Regions from separate parts of the Homo sapiens genome. Here region 2 is linked to region 1. A link is a loop called in an ENCODE intact Hi-C map of the cell type or tissue named here. Cell type or tissue: Caco-2. All regions are shown on one strand.

The links. Peaks named below come from ENCODE experiments on the same cell type or tissue, not always from the same donor. Only the 100,000 strongest peaks of a DNase experiment are listed, where the experiment ranks them.
Region 2: a loop joins it to region 1, with 3 times the contacts of the local background. A loop is called at or near these places in 5 of 110 quality-filtered maps.

Annotation. Positions count from the first base shown.
Region 1 is chr5:52,002,854-52,010,853 of GRCh38, reverse strand. LINC02118 (long intergenic non-protein coding RNA 2118) reads right to left here and starts at 2,823. Exons shown (of 4, transcript NR_147166.1): 1 at 2,776-2,823; 2 at 1,005-1,039. In Caco-2, a CTCF peak has its summit at 3,423 (motif pointing right); a DNase peak (open chromatin) is centred at 3,453.
Region 2 is chr5:52,352,460-52,360,459 of GRCh38, reverse strand. No RefSeq gene overlaps it. Among named protein-coding and RNA genes, the nearest start is that of LINC02118, 350 kb to the right of the region's middle. In Caco-2, a CTCF peak has its summit at 3,930 (motif pointing right); no DNase peak of the experiment used is centred here.

The sequences.
Region 1 (8,000 bases):
TGACCATCTTATTATTTTCACCTTATTCATCTGGGAGCTACAGTGCAGTCTTAACCATCCCATAAATACTGATCTAGCCAAAGGAAACAGACTGTATTTTCCCTCGACTCTTTGCACTGATATATTGAAATAGCAGGGAAGAAAAAAAAAGGCCCATAATGCTTCATTAGTTAATTGTGCAGAGCACAGCTCTTTAGGGGTAAACAAGTGAAGGACATTTGCTGAATGGCCCATCCTCGTCATGCATATTATGGCCTAATGATGCTAGTAATGGTAGGAGGCTCCTGGAGAGTCATCTGTCAAATTAGCACATTGAATTATTTATTGCCTCAGAGTAAAATTGTTGAAAGGTAGCAGCTGAGACATGGTTTTTATAAATCTAAAATTCAGAAAAAAATACTAAAAAACTCATACAGCTGCTTTGAGGGTATATTCGTTTTTTAACACTTGCATTTATGAACACAATAGTCTTTACTGAGTAAATAGACTGAGTTTGTTTCTACCTTTAAGTCTGATTTGTTGTGTGTTTGTGTGTGTGTATGAAGTCCTGAGTATTTTATGTCATTAGTGATAGTGTAATAACCTAAAATTCAGGTTAATTGTTAAGTCTTCATAACTCATTTCATCTATATCACCAATGATAACCATAAGACAAAATGCCAATTTTTACTAGGCTGTGCGCCCAGAAACTAACATGGAGAGTATTGTTCTTGACTTCCATGTCTCAATTGTTCATATTTTTGTTCTACCACAGTGTTGTCTAAGACAGAAAATCTGCCTTCCTAAGACTTAGGGGAAAAGGCAAACCTATGCTAAACTCTTAAAAAAAAAAAAACAGTAAATATAAGAAACATAAACTAAGAGGACTCTAAACATTACAAAGCCTAATACAGTCAAGGTCTTTCAAAACATATTAATTATTTGTTCAGTATTTACTTAGTGGATACCGACAGAAAGTGTTTTTTCTATTCATACATATTATGTACAGAAATAAATTCACTTACTAATTTCTTCCACTGGCCAATGAAGAGTCACTGTTCTGAAAGAAATTAAAAAAAAAAAAAAAAACAATTAACCAATTCTATGTGGTCCCTATTACCTCTTTATTTCTTTTCTTTTTTCTTTTTTTTTAAATTCCTGCTCTAAACAGATAACTAACTTGGGAAGACTTAACATTTTGATTATAAAATAGATCACTAATTTCAAATAAGCAGGGTTACACTATGTATTATTTGGCCTCAAAGTAGCAATGTAATGAATTTCTTAATAACATTAAATTTAAATCACTATGAGTAATTGAGAACATATATGTGTGTGTATATGTATCCATTTGGTCAGAAACAACTCCAGTTAATTCTAGTAATGTTCTGAGTGGTAGAAGAAACTGGCATCTGGCAACTTCTGGGTGGCTGGCCTGCTACTGGGAAATGATCATAGAGAAAATAGCATCAAATCAGGGTCTTGAAATATGAATGGGCTTTCAATACCCAGGGAGAAAGACAAAACCAGTTATCTTGGAGAAAAAACAGGTTGGAACAGGATATTGGGAAGATATAAAGAAAATTAATCTAAAAACCAAGTTGTATAAGATCATGGAAGGTCTTGACATGTTAAGAAGCATATAATTTAAGGGAAAAAATTCAAACAGATATAGAGAGATAGATTCAGCAGAAGAATCTTTAGAAAAAGTTTAAATAATGTTGGATAAATTCTAAAATAATATATATATTCTAGTTTTCATCATTATCACTACCATAAATATGGTATGTGGTTTTCCACATGGGAAAGGTGAAGAGAGAGAAAGAGGAAAAGTAGAAGTACTAAATTAAGTGGCCACTGTCCTGGGAGAATTGTGATGCTAATTATCAAGTAAAAGAATCAGGGAGAGAGGGTCAAATTTAATAATGAAGACAACAAAATTTCATTATTGACATTTGGAGTTGAAGATTTTGGTGAGGCATTTAAACCAAAACGTCCAGAAAGTTGTTGAAAAGTGAAAGTGTAGCTCAAAGAGAAGTGAGTTAAAAATTTACAGCTGATAAATGGAAATTTCTTTCACGTGGATAGAAAGTCATGCGAATAGCTAAATTGTTTATTTGGTGTGGTTTGGCCAATGCAAATGTTGTCTGCCTGCATATTTTACTTTCTTTTGATAATATGGGCATCGTGTTGAACAATTACTGTTTTTATTACCCCATCAATTTTCTCATCAAGATCTGATTTTTCTTATCGCTATTGCTATTTTAATTCTTTTCATCTCAGCTCTTCTTTCTGAAGTTCTTTTGTATTGACCTTCCTTTTCATCTTTATTAATTTTGTATTTTTCTTTTAAACTCTTTACTGAAATGAAAAATGTTTACTCTATATTTCAAGAGCTTCAGTGTTTCATAGATACTCTCTAACTTAATAGAAGTAAAAAGTATGGGGAAATTGTTATTCTCAGCTTGTAGCAGTTGAAGCAGACCTGCTGATGACCCAGGTCTATGCAATTCCAAAGTTTTGATTTGGCTTTTTTGTTCTTTCTATATCACATTGCCTCCTCCATAGACACTATCTCAGCTTTTTACCTTCATTTCCAATAGCTATCCTTAATCCCTTACTCCTATCCCATTTTCTCTTATCAGTCACCTCTCTTATTATGGATCTACTCCTCCAGTTGGCACTCTTCCTCATGCTGCTGTTCTGTGTCTTTAAATCCTCTTCTCACCTTTCCGTATGCTCATCTGCTCAAACCATTAAGTTTTATCAACCCAATAACATTTATAACAACTTTACCTTTAAAATTGATGATGGAGTTGTAAGTGGTCTCAAATTCACCCTTCATTCAATACTCAAAAGATGGCATTGAAATCCCTTGCTATGTTACAAAAGTCCACACTGTGACAACAGAATGGAAAAGTATAATTTTGGCTGTATGCCATTTGCCTAGACGAATCACCAACAGTTTTGCTGCTTATATGAATACATTTTAAATTGTAGTATTATTTTTCTTGTTCACAAACTTGTAATATGTGGTCAAAAACATATTTCAAAGGTGAACACTTTTTAGACAGTAAAACTGCTCCAAGCATTCAAATTTTTTAAATATCATGCTACTTTTTTTTCTTTTAGAGTGGTTATCTATTAGGTAATAGCTGGGTTTGATTGCGGCAGGATATCAACTGATGCCTACCTGGCAATTAAGAAAACCAGAACTTCGTCTATCATACCCCCAAAGAACTGTAGGATTGATACCTGGAACAGGGAGGATTAGCAGCTGACGGTTGGAGCAGGTCATATTGAGCTTACTTCAGAGGAAGAATACACTAATTTCATATCTAGGAGTTTGCGTTGAAATAAATGTGGGAAGGTATGTTATTTTAAAGGAGCCATATTTACATCGACCATAAAACCTGAGGGAATGCTGCTGGTATTCCAGTAGGTGGCAATCTTCCCCCAGAATATGCAGCTAACCAAGGTCCTAGTGCAGGTTTGGGATGTGCAGCTTGTCTAAATTAACACCAAGGATTCTGTCTCTAAAAGTTCAAAACTTCAACAAAAGAACAAACCTCTTTGTATATTAGAATACTTTCCATGCTCTTAGTAAACCAAATCTTAGTGGATTTACCTTGCATCACCAAACTAAATCAGGCATTCTTTGGGCCTTATCTTTCCTTTTCATGAGTTATATATGTACAGCGATATAAGTATACCATCTCCACTATCCTTCTCAAATTATTCGTGTATATTAGAAACTGCTCTTTGCCAAACATCAATTTATAACACTATCAAGACAGTTAATGAGAACCTGTAAAATGTTATCACCCTTGCAATATGTTTAAGGCAGAAAATTTAAATGATTCTGTGGACTACATGTGACTCTCCGCTATATCTATCCCATCAATTAAGGAATTGTAAGTTGAAGGTTTTGTAAAGGCTTTTGCAAAATAACAAGTGTTTCTCAGTGCAAAGTTTGAAAAATAGATTTTATGGGGAAATGCAAAGCAATCAGAATGCCTTATCTGTGGAGAGAAAGTTTATAGGAATATTTGCTATGCTGTGATACTAGATTTTTGTTGTAAAATCTTCTAAGTGATGTGTAATATAATGGTTACTGCTGTCATTCTGGGATTTTAATGTCATTCTTCCAAACAACCACAGCATAGGCTAGGTGCAGTCTTTGGTCTTCTCATGTTTTTTTGTTTGTTTTGTTTTTAAATAAATCTATTATTTTATTTTAAGTAATTATTTTCTAATTTGGCATATAGTCTCATAAATATGGACTAATATGGTAGCATTACTACTGTTAGGTAATATTAGGTTCTTCTTAACTTCTGAGTAAAAGAGAAATGTGTGTTTCCCTGTTCCCTTGATGTCATATGTGTGTGTGACTTACTTTAGCAAAGAAACAAGTGTGAGAGTGATCTATGTCACTTCCAAGCAGAAACATGGAATTGTCAAAATGATAGTTTCCAAACTGTGGCTTCTTCATCAGCCTCAATCATTTGGTGAAGTCAAAGTGGAAGAAAATCCCTAGTTTACCAGAACAGATATGTAGCATGGTCCAAAAATAGATCTTTATTGTTTTAGGCCACTGAGATTTTGGACTTGTTTGATAGCTTAATGTAACTTAATCAATCCTAACACTATAAAAAGGAATTAAACTTAGTACTATAAGATAGATGATAAGTACTATTAAGTCATATATTCTGCTCAACTCTCCTCTGTTAGGACAGTAAATAAATGTAATGCATGTATAGACAAAATATACTATGGAAGTATATACCTGGGCACTAAAATTATCTCAAACTAATAAAATGCTTTCCTAATATGGAGCCAGCTTCTACATTCTCCTCCTCTGGGTGAAAGCTGGACTCCTCTATAATTGAGAATCTTCTAGTAAATCATTTTCTAGATCAATATTAGAAAATCAAAGGTTTAACTGAAAGTGTAGACAAGTTAAACTTCAGGACTTTCTTAGGTAAAAAATGATTATAATTGGTATGTAGCTAATACATATGCTTTTCAGATCCCTACCAAGCTGTATCTCAACTGCAAGACTTTTCAGATACTTCAACATTCAACATTCATTGTGAATTTCCAAGAATGAAAGATAACATTACTGGCAAAGTCAGTTTATTATTGACTAATAATAAATTCCAGGAAATGTAATGCCACTCTGTCTTGTGCTTAAACAAAAATATTTCCTCATGTAAAAAACAGTAGTGCATTTAACCATTATAGAGACAATTTCCTTCATAATCATTTCCTTTTAGAAGCATACCTCTGAAGGAATTACAAAAAATTTAGAAATGATTTTCTTATTTTTTAAAATACATATTCATGGTTTATTTCTAAAGATCATAACTCTTACTCACCTGCATTGTGGTATGATTCCTGATTAGAAGGGGTAAAAGAGAGGAGTTGGGGATAGTACCACACCATCTTGGGTACACTTTTGCTGTATGTTGAGTATCTAAATCCCATCCTTCATACATCAGGACATTAATCAAAGGTTTAAACCTACTTTGTTGGTGCATGGCTTCACAGCTCTCATTGATTTCTATATTTGGTTAATAGTTGGTGGTCTAATTTACTCATTTACTCAACAATCCATTATTGCATTCCTAATAAAGACCAGGTTCTGTGTTATGCACCCAAGATACAAAGTTGAAAGTAACATGATCCCTGTTCTGAAAAAGGTCATTATTTATCAGAGAGTAAAAGTTATTTGAATGTACTATAAATGTCAAAAATAAGATATTTTCAAATACTTTGAATACCAAAGCAATAGAGCAATTAATGACATACCAGGAAATATAAGCAGAATGATCAGAAGCACATCGTCAAAGTTTATGTCGTATTTGGAGAACTATGTGTGATCTGGTATAGTTCAAATGACCCAGGGGCATTTGGAATACAGGACTTAAAAAACAATATTTATTTATGTAAAATAGTCAAATGTATAGCTTGCTTAAGATGAAACACTTTAAGCAATTAAAGGTAGACAATAAGGATATTTGAAAATCACCAAGTAATATGTCTTGTAAAATACTAACCTCAAATGGTCCAAATAAGAGGCAGATTAGAAAAGTAAGGTGGAAGGAAGGGGACATAGTGGAGATGAGGTGGAGAAATAAGTATTTATTGATCACCTAAATTTTCTAGGCATATTGGTGGTAGTTTTCACATATCATCACATATCTTATTCACAGCCAGCCAGTCAAGTAGGCATTACAATTCCTACTTCATGAACACTCTTAAAAGCTCTTGGACACAAAAATGAAAAAAAAAATTATTTTCCTTAAACTAGGAATAAAGTCCTTTTTCATAAATTTTATATTAGTTAAGTAATCTCCTTTTTTACTTATGATTCTTACACAATGATAATCATAAGTAAATGTAACTAGGGTATTGAACAATTTCAATGAAAAAAGTTAGCACTATATATTTTCATAGAAATGATGAAAATATATGTATCATATTTATGTTTCATTTAGTTAACCATATCTCAGAAATTCTTCTGGCCTTAAGTTAGCCTAAACAAACTCTTATGGGCAGAAATAGCAGTTACCTTTTTAGAAGTGGAAAGGTGTGATACCTTTCATCACCCATCATAAGGGTCACAACTGATACTCCTATGACAAAAGATTAATAAGAGAAGACTGTAACAAATGTATTTATTCAAAGTTTTACATGACATGGGAGCCTTCAGAAAGGAAAGACCCAAAGACCCAAAGAAAAACTGCCCTTTGTTATGCTTAGGTTCAATGACAAATGGATAGTCATGTAGAAATGTGATTAGACAAAAGGAAATAATCGAATGGTAATAGACTGAGGGGGGAACCAGGCAAAGCCTGGCTATTCATGTTCTTCTTGGCCTCTCTGTGTAGCATTCCTTCCCCCCACATATGGTATGGAGCAGGGTCCCTCTGGAACAAGGATCTTCAAGGGAGAAGAAAGAAGGGAGGAAGTGACCTTTCTAGGTTTTATGGATTGCTTTGGGGAAAAAGACTTCTAATTTCTATGATCCCCCTAGGGGAAGAGGAATTCTGGTTTCCATGACTCTCTTCTGATGGAAAAGAGAGACAGGAGACAAGAAGGCAGGAGAAGGCCAAGAGAACTTGCTTCTGAGGCCTTCTAATCTCCTTTAGTTCAAAGTACTCAGCATGCCAAGACAACGTACTTTGGGGTATCATGTTCTGAGCCCCACCACCTTCATAGACATACTCCTTAATCCAAGATACATTTTTTCATAAATATCACTCAACTCTATTTTTTTAATACATTCTATTTTTTTTCTGGCTAATATGTCTTGTTATTACAGTCATTGAAGCAGAAGAAATTACTGTTACCTATCTTACATGTTTTGATCCAATGTAAAAATCGTTCCCTAATAAATATCTACCCCCAAACTTCTGTTCAAGTTTTACAGAAACACATAGATATAAACCTTTCTGATATCAGACTAAGACTTTTAAGTTATCAGGCTTTTAGACTTTAACATTGGTAGATTGATAACTTATCCTCCATGTCTTATTCTCATTTTCTTCTACTCTCATTCACTGACTCCAATTCCAACCTGAAGCACGAAAACCTCCTGTAGGCAACACATTCCCCATAGTCACACAAACTTTGGCCATGGGTATCAATCCTTGTTTCACTGAAATGTCTTACCTTTGGTTAATGCATCACTAAAGTTGTCTTACCACAGCTTGCACACACTGAACAAAATCTCATGATATGTATAAAGTAATACCATTGGCTGATAGAACAGCCTACAGAAGAGGTAGTATCAAGTGGTGGTTATGGCTATTGACTGCCTCCACCATAAAATATGGCTTTATAGCAAAGGTGATAATAGAATTCAATAGTTTAGTTGGAGTAGTACCCTCCATACATAATCCATACACTGCCAAAGCAGCATAGCTCACGTGGGAAGACGTAACTATTTCTCAAGTGTTGCCTCTATGACAGTGAACTCCCTAAACAGTCAGTGAGCTCCTGGAGTCGAGATTCAG
Region 2 (8,000 bases), 350 kb before region 1:
AGAATCCAGACATACAATGGAGAGCTTCCATTCAAGTGAAGGAGACACGTAATAAATAAGAAAATAATATGATAAATGAGCAAATTAAAGATTTTGGAGAGTGATACAAAGCAAACAGGGTGTTGTGGTAATAGAGTTTTGAAAGAAAGTACTCGCAGGTGGCAAGAGTTTACTTGGCATGGGTCAGCCTCAGGGAAGGAATATCCTTTATTTGAAAGAATAGTAGAGGCCAGCTAAGTGAAGAGCTTGGCAAGGACACTGAACAGAGGGAACGGCGGGTGTTAACACGAAGCCTCAAAGGATTGTTTGATGATATGTTGAAGAGATGGACACACTAGATGAGGTTGAAGAGGTTGGAAGCCTCATATATATCATAGAGAACTATGCAGAGAATGATACAGAAGAATTTCTGTTCTTTTTAAAAGTTATGATAATAAGCTTTGATAAAATATTAACACTCTCTTGGGCGCTTAGGTAATAAAAGGCCTACAAAGGTAAAATATTTTACTTGGGCCAAAGTCTGTGGCCAAAGAATAATATATTTGTGTAAAACAAACTGGCTGTAAAGATGATCATTTGATAATAAATATTGATTTAGTGTTATTGTATCTATTTATAGCCTTTACTTTTATGAGAAAGATAATTACATTTGTTAAAATATATATAGTTGACTAGATGTAAATATACCTTTCACAAACAGAGAATATGTCTCTTGCTATAATCTTGTTTAGGCCTTTAGTTTGAACAGTGTTGCAAACATAGTCCCTATCTATAAGATGAGGAAAATATAACAGGGCTTTGAAAATCAAGTTGAATTATATTTTGCCAAAAGATCATGAACATATATCAAGACTTATCTGTGCAGGTGGTTCTTGTACAGGAAACAGCATTATACACAGTTTGACTAAGGGTCACAAAGGAGTAAATACAGTTCTTTTTGAACTTGACAATAATTTATTGGAATTTAGCTTACTTTAAATAACAAAGTGGCAGGCTAAGCCTCAAAATTCTCCATTGTATACACTCATTTCTCTGACTTGACTCATTCTGAGAATAAACTGGCTCTGAGGGAAAGAGGAGTCTGTGTTGAAAGATGTATTATTAAGCCTTTGCTAATACTAAAGTAAGATGCTTTTCCAAGAATCTTGGTCTAAATTTTTTCTTATATTTTGGAAATTGACTGTAATTCAACAGTCAGGATTTTGGAAATGGGGAGTTGTTGATCAAAAGGTACAAACTTTAAGTAATAAGATGAATAAATTCTGGAAATATAATTTACAGTATGGTGACTATAACTAATAATAATGCATTGTATACTTGCGATTTGCTAAGACAGTAGATTGTGTTTTTATCACTCACATACACACAAAAGGTAACTACATAAGGTGATGTATATACTAATTAGCTTGATTTTGGTAATCATTTGACAATGCAGATGTATATTAAATCATCACATTGTACACTTTAAATATGCATAATTTTTATTTGTTAATCATACCTCAGTAAAGCTGGAAAAAGTCTATCTACAGTTTTTAAAATAAAGTGTAATGTAGAATTTGGGTAAGACTTCAGAATTATTATAAAATGTGTAAGCACATAAACATCAAATTATACCCTAAAATTAGAGAGAGAGCATTCTTGAGTTGCTTGAATTCTAATATAGTCTTTTGTTCAATGTTGTTTTGTTTTTGCTTCTTGTGTTGATTGTTTTTCTTACCGTTACTCATGATAGGATAAGCAGGGTAGCAAGATGTTAAAGAACAACAACAACAAAAAGCTGGGCGCAGTGGCTCACACCTGTAATCCCAGCACTTTGGGAGGCCGAGGCAGGTGGATTGCCAGAGCTCAGGAGTTCGAGACCATCCTGGGCAATGTGGTGAAACCCCATCTCTACTAAAATACAAAAAATCACCCGGGCATGGTGGCATGTGCCTGTAATCCCAGCTACTTGAGAGGCTGAGGCACGGGAATTGCTTGAACCTGGGAGGCAAAGGTTGCAGCGAGCTGAGATTGTGCCACTGCATTCCAGCCTGGGTGACAGAGTGAGACTCTGTCTTCAACAAAACAAAACAAAACAAAATAAAACAAAACAAAATAAAACAAAACAAGAAAAAAGAAAAAAAAAAGACTTTCAATGTTTCAATGACATTTTCTTTTATGTGTGGATAGAAAAACATATTCACAAATATAAACATAGTGAACTCAATATTATTCTAACTATATTCTCAAATCTGATTTTTTAATTGAAAATTACATACTAAACAAATAATTCATGCAAAATCAGAACCTCCCATTAGGAATTGCCTATGTAATTCATTTCATGTGTTTTCCAGGATTTATCTAACCAGTTCCCCTATTCCCCTTTGGATGAACCGCAGGCTATTTCAGTTTGTTCATTAACTGTAACGCTCCCATGAACATCCTTCTACGCATTTTTTTTAAAGCACATGCTCTGAAGTACTGTAATATATGCTCTAAAACTGATGAATTGTTTTTTCAACATACAGATGTTACATTCAGCAGAGAATAAACAATGGCTTAGCCCCAAACAGAGAGGTGGCAGCATGGAGAACAGGATTGATGTTTGGAATATTGTTCTTAAGGGGCTAAGCACATCATCCAACACTGTCCTGGATTCGAGCCCCATAGTATTAGTGACAGATTCCCCAGGCCACATCTACATTGATCTTTGTGGAACATATAACAACAGGGAAAATTAGATAGGTAACCACTCGGTGAGGTTTGCGTTGGTGCATCTATCAATTATTTCACCCATTTAACTATTATCTCTCTTCTTATAGAGATTGCTTTCTTTTTTTCATGCAACAACACTATTAGTCTAGATTTCCACAGTGCTCTCAATTGAATCCTTAATATTCTACCTGTGGGAACAAAAGACATTATAAACTGACACTCACAACATTGGATCTTGGTTTTTTGTCACTGCTACTTGTAGCCATATATCTTCAGAGTTTTGATAATGACTGAGATGTCAATTGTCAATTTTGAGGTAAAGTAATAGGGATTTATTGCCCTTTAGGTTGATCGAAAGCTGAAGTAAATAACACATTATCCTTGATTTTTAAAGGTATTTTGCTTAAAAATAAATCAGTTCAAAATGTGTTCTCTTTCTTGCAGCTGAGTGTAACAAAGTCTGGTGACAAAGAAATGTAGTAATTAAGTAAGTGGAACAGGTCAAACCCCTTAACCATTAGTAGGTGGTATTTCTTTGTTAATTTTTGAATTTAATCTAAATTTAAACAGATATAATTGCCTTATATATTTATCTTTAGGTTACAAGTATAAAATCCATATGGATAGCTATAAGTCTACCGCCCAAAGTGCATAATTATCACATCCAAATAAGGATTGAAATGAAGATAAATGTATTTTAAACATATAGGTGCATATTTTTGAAAATTCTCTTCTTTTTAAAAAATGTGTCAATTGCAGTCACCTGGAATGAATGAGTTTCTTATTTTATAAATAAATTATACATTTCTAATTCTAAATAAAATATTGTTCTCTAATGCATGACAAAATAATAATTGAGTGACAAGCTTTGTTAAGAGAAAACATAGTTTTTAAAGCATATAATTTTGTAAAGTAGTCATGGATGGGAACATAAAATAGTTATTTACATTTTAAATGGAGGAATGCACTTTTTTTTACTGAATAAATGTAGTATTCCTTCACACTAAGAAGGATTGGTAAAATAACATACATTCTTTCTAAGTTTTATAGTTTATTCAAATATGTCAGCAATTAGCTCTTTTAGAAAATAATTCAACTGAAGCAATTGAAAATAGTTTAATGACTGTGATGAATATTACAGGAAAGAACTTCAGTCTTTGTGATCCATCATCTACAAAGAGTTCTCAGGTACAGCCACAATTTGATAGATTGAAACAAAAAGTTTCCTTATAAACACCTTATCAGAATTGGACAGTAGGGGACGATATTTCCCTAGTTTGTGTAAAATAAAGCAGCAGTTAAAAGACAAAAATAATCTTTAATGGGCGATATAGCTAGCCAAAAGCAAAGGCAAATCTGAAAGAAATTATGAAATTAAACTCACATTTGTTATAATACGTTTCTTTGTGCTTGTTTATCAAAATCAGCTTTTGTTCCTTGTGGAATATTTGGCTGTATTGTCATCAGCATTTTTTGTATTTAGATTTTATAAACACTTCTCATTAGTGTTATTTCCACTATATCTTCCCAATTAGAATTTTCCATAGGGGAAGAATATACATTAAAAAGGGTTTGGTTTGAATTAAACACATTTATCTTTTAGTTTTGCCAAGAGAAAAGAAAAATCAAGAGGTAAAAACATACCAGAAGAAGCGATATAACTGGTGATGCGTCTATAGAATTAATATAAGTGCTTTCAATTCTATTCTATGTAGTAACCTGGGGAAAAAGAATCTTATCAAAATTATACATGTTTAATTGAGTTTGTGGTAAGAGATATAATTGTGTCAAGGAATAGTTCTAGAGAGTTTTTATTGGATAGGCCCAGTTTCACAAAAATTAATGGCTGAAAATACATCCATATTTATGTAGAGAAAAAAAAAGTATGAAATAGTAAACCATTCCAGAGTAGTTTTTGGTATGGTTTTCAGGTTGATTTTTATCCTGACATTGCCATGAAAATTGAAAGCAGCAGTTTTACATATAATTTTAAGTAGCTGGTATTTTATTAGTGAAATTATGTTTTTTCTGGTATCAAACATTTTTGCCATATGTTAATGAACTATTAAAATTAATACATGATTTTGGCTAGAAATTTCATAATTTTTATTTCTGTGCTTTTTCCAGAAACTAGATTTCTATTTACCATTTCAATATATAATATTGAAATACTTGTGAGTATTAAAGCCTGATATACATCTCAAACTTTCATAGATTTACTTACTGTGAAATATAATCAAATTTATAAAACTTACAGGAGGTAAAAGACATTGAGGTACTTTATAAAGGCAAAGTCTGTGGATAATTGTTAAAACAATTTTTCTGATAGCTCAGTTAATCATGGAATCATACACAAATCATGTAATCTCTATACATTCTAATTTCGGTGATTGTTTGTTAGAGGCCCAGGAAACCAAACCCAAATTTTACCCACTTTATAAGTGTCCCACTGGATGGTTTTTTTTTTTTTTTTTTTTTTTTTTTGGAAAGTAAACCTGATTTGGCTAAAATTACTGAAGCAAATCATAATGCAACGCAAAGATAATTTACTATACAAAAGTACAACCATGGTTTAAGACAAATTTCTTATAGTGATCCAAACTTAGCTGGAAAATATATACAATTAATGGCACTTACATATGACATATATGTAACAGATCAATAACGGTAAAAAGGTTATTAAACAAGGAAGTAAGAATATCCAAATTAAGCAGATAGGCTAAGAGCAGCCCTCAAATGGCATGCTTATCACCTAACTTCTCTCATTCCTGAGGAGTTTACAAACCAAGAATAAATATTCTAGAGTAAAGTATGAAGTATAAGATTGATTATAACTTAGACCTTGTCAGGACAAACACTATATATACACCACAATATGTTGTGTTCAACCTTTGAAAGCCTTTTCAACCTTGTGAATACATGAAACATAAGCTACCTGTAATTATGAATTAATAGTGTTATTGAACACCTATCAGATTCAAGGTTTTTGTGTAGTTATAAGGAAACCCTTTGACCAAAAATAATGGCAAAATAGAATCCCTTCACTACCTTTTTAGGACCGTGTGTCCTTTGTTTTCTGAGCTAGTCCAGGATATTTGCGTGAAAGTTTAAAGACACTTGAATAGAGCTTTTAAATTGGTCTAACTAAAAAATAAGTAATAGGTTTAGAGAAGTTTCTTTCTATAAGAACAACAGTTTTTGCCCTACAGGGAGTATTTGGCAATGTCTGAAGATAGTTTTAGTTGTCACAGCTTGGGATGGCAGGAGAGGTTACTACTAGGAACTAGTAGGACAAGGCCAGGGATTCTGCTAAATCCTTTCCTTTCCTCCTTAACAAAGTATTGCCAATCTAACATGCCAATAGTGCTAAGGAAGGAGAATATTCAGAAAAAAAGAGAATTCCTTCTGCTACCTTTGAAGTCAAGTGGAACATAGCAGTGAGAATTAGGAAAGATTTGTTCACCGGAAGCAGATTGGAGAGCCCCTGGGAAGAGTCCTATGAATATTTTTTAAATAAAGTATTATGTGCTAAGATATGCTATCCCTCCTTGTGAGTTACAAATCTTCAGTAAAAGTACAATATGCTGGTTGTTGTTGATTTCCCTTCACAGTCCTTTGAAGGGACTGAGTTTTATAATTAATGCTAGTTAATCCATGAAGACACAAGAGAACAAATGCAATTTGATTTGATATTTAGTTAGTGCATCCCAGTTCACTGACAGTGCAAGTATTGTAATATTTTCATGTCAGCTGATAAATAACTGCTAACTTATACCTCTAAATGATCTTGTCCTGACTACCCCTATACCTCTCAAAATCTAGCAGATGAAGAGATGATGTCTGATATAACTGGGGGCCAGAAGCAGATTCCAATCCTGCAGTCAATGTCCTCTAAGATGGTTTGTGCCTCTACTATATTTTGGTTAAGTATTTTGAACATTACTCCTAGCTAAACTCTTAATAAAATCGAACCCCAGTTCTCAAAATTTGGCAACCGAAGGTCAATCTGCATATGAGATCATGTAGACGGTAGTGAAAACCTTCACCTTGTGAAGGTTGGAGATTCACAAATTGAGATTGTTCATTCTATTGACAGACTTGAAAGTGTTGTTTTAAATTTATTAACTAACATGGCAGGTTTTTAATGAGAGATTCAGTGTGTGAACAATTGCTTACATGTCAGTATGCTAGTTTTCTAAGTAAAGCTAAGAATGTTTCAAGTAGCATAATATTTATTTGCTTAGTTTAGAATCCTTGGCATGAAAATGCTTTGAAAACACTGGCTTAGTTTCAAAATAATAAACATGTCAAGGAATGGAAATCTCCTTAAAAACAAAATGAAGATAAGATTGGGAATGTCAGAATTGAGCTGTACAAGTGCTCAAATCAATTATTTCAAATGCATTTTCATTATCCAAATTCACTTGTGATATTTATTTGTAAGAATTGTTTATTGTTGCTATAAAATTCATGACACAGCACCTTGGATTGGTTTGCATTTTTCTCTACAGAGAGATATCTGAAATTGTGATAGTGAATTAGCCAAGGTAAGACAGAGGTCCTGGATGCAGAAAGGCTGTGAAACTTGCCCATTGTGTTTAGGAAGACAAGGCCAAAATGTAACCTGGACCACAAGATTGTATGTGGTAAGTACCTTACTGTGGTGTTTGAACACTTATTTTTCTTAAAGGAGTAGAAATTATTATTATAATTATCTGCATGAGATAGTATTCCTGTTTCATTACGTTGTAGAGCTAAATGGCTTTTCAATGGAATACCAACCTACATAGCATATGAATTTAAAGAGTGTCAAATTCTGTTACAGAGGTTGGGTAAAGAGATAAAAATCTCCTTTAACAAATGGATATTTAGATGATGAGCCTGATAACTTAGAAAATATCAACGTAGCAAAACCTCAGAAGAGATCAGGTGGTTTTGATAATGAATGTTTGAATTAAAATGATTTTCTATTGTTGCTTTGATAAAAAAAAAACTAAATAAACTTTGCCTTTGGCCCACATTACACCCAGCTCTACACCCAGGCCTCTTCAAATTGCTCTGACAAAAACACTCACTTATACACACACATACATGTCACCATGCTTGTTTTCAGAGATCTAGAAAACCCCAATACCAATGTAAAATTAAATCTTCAAGTAGTTATTCAATAATCAAAATCAAGGCAGAAATTGGCAAATTTCTCAGTTTCTGTGGGTCAGGAATCTGTGTGTGGCTTAGCTGAGTTCTCGCTGACAGTATCTCATAAGGCTCCAGTCATGGCTGCAGTCATCTCGAGACTGGAGGAA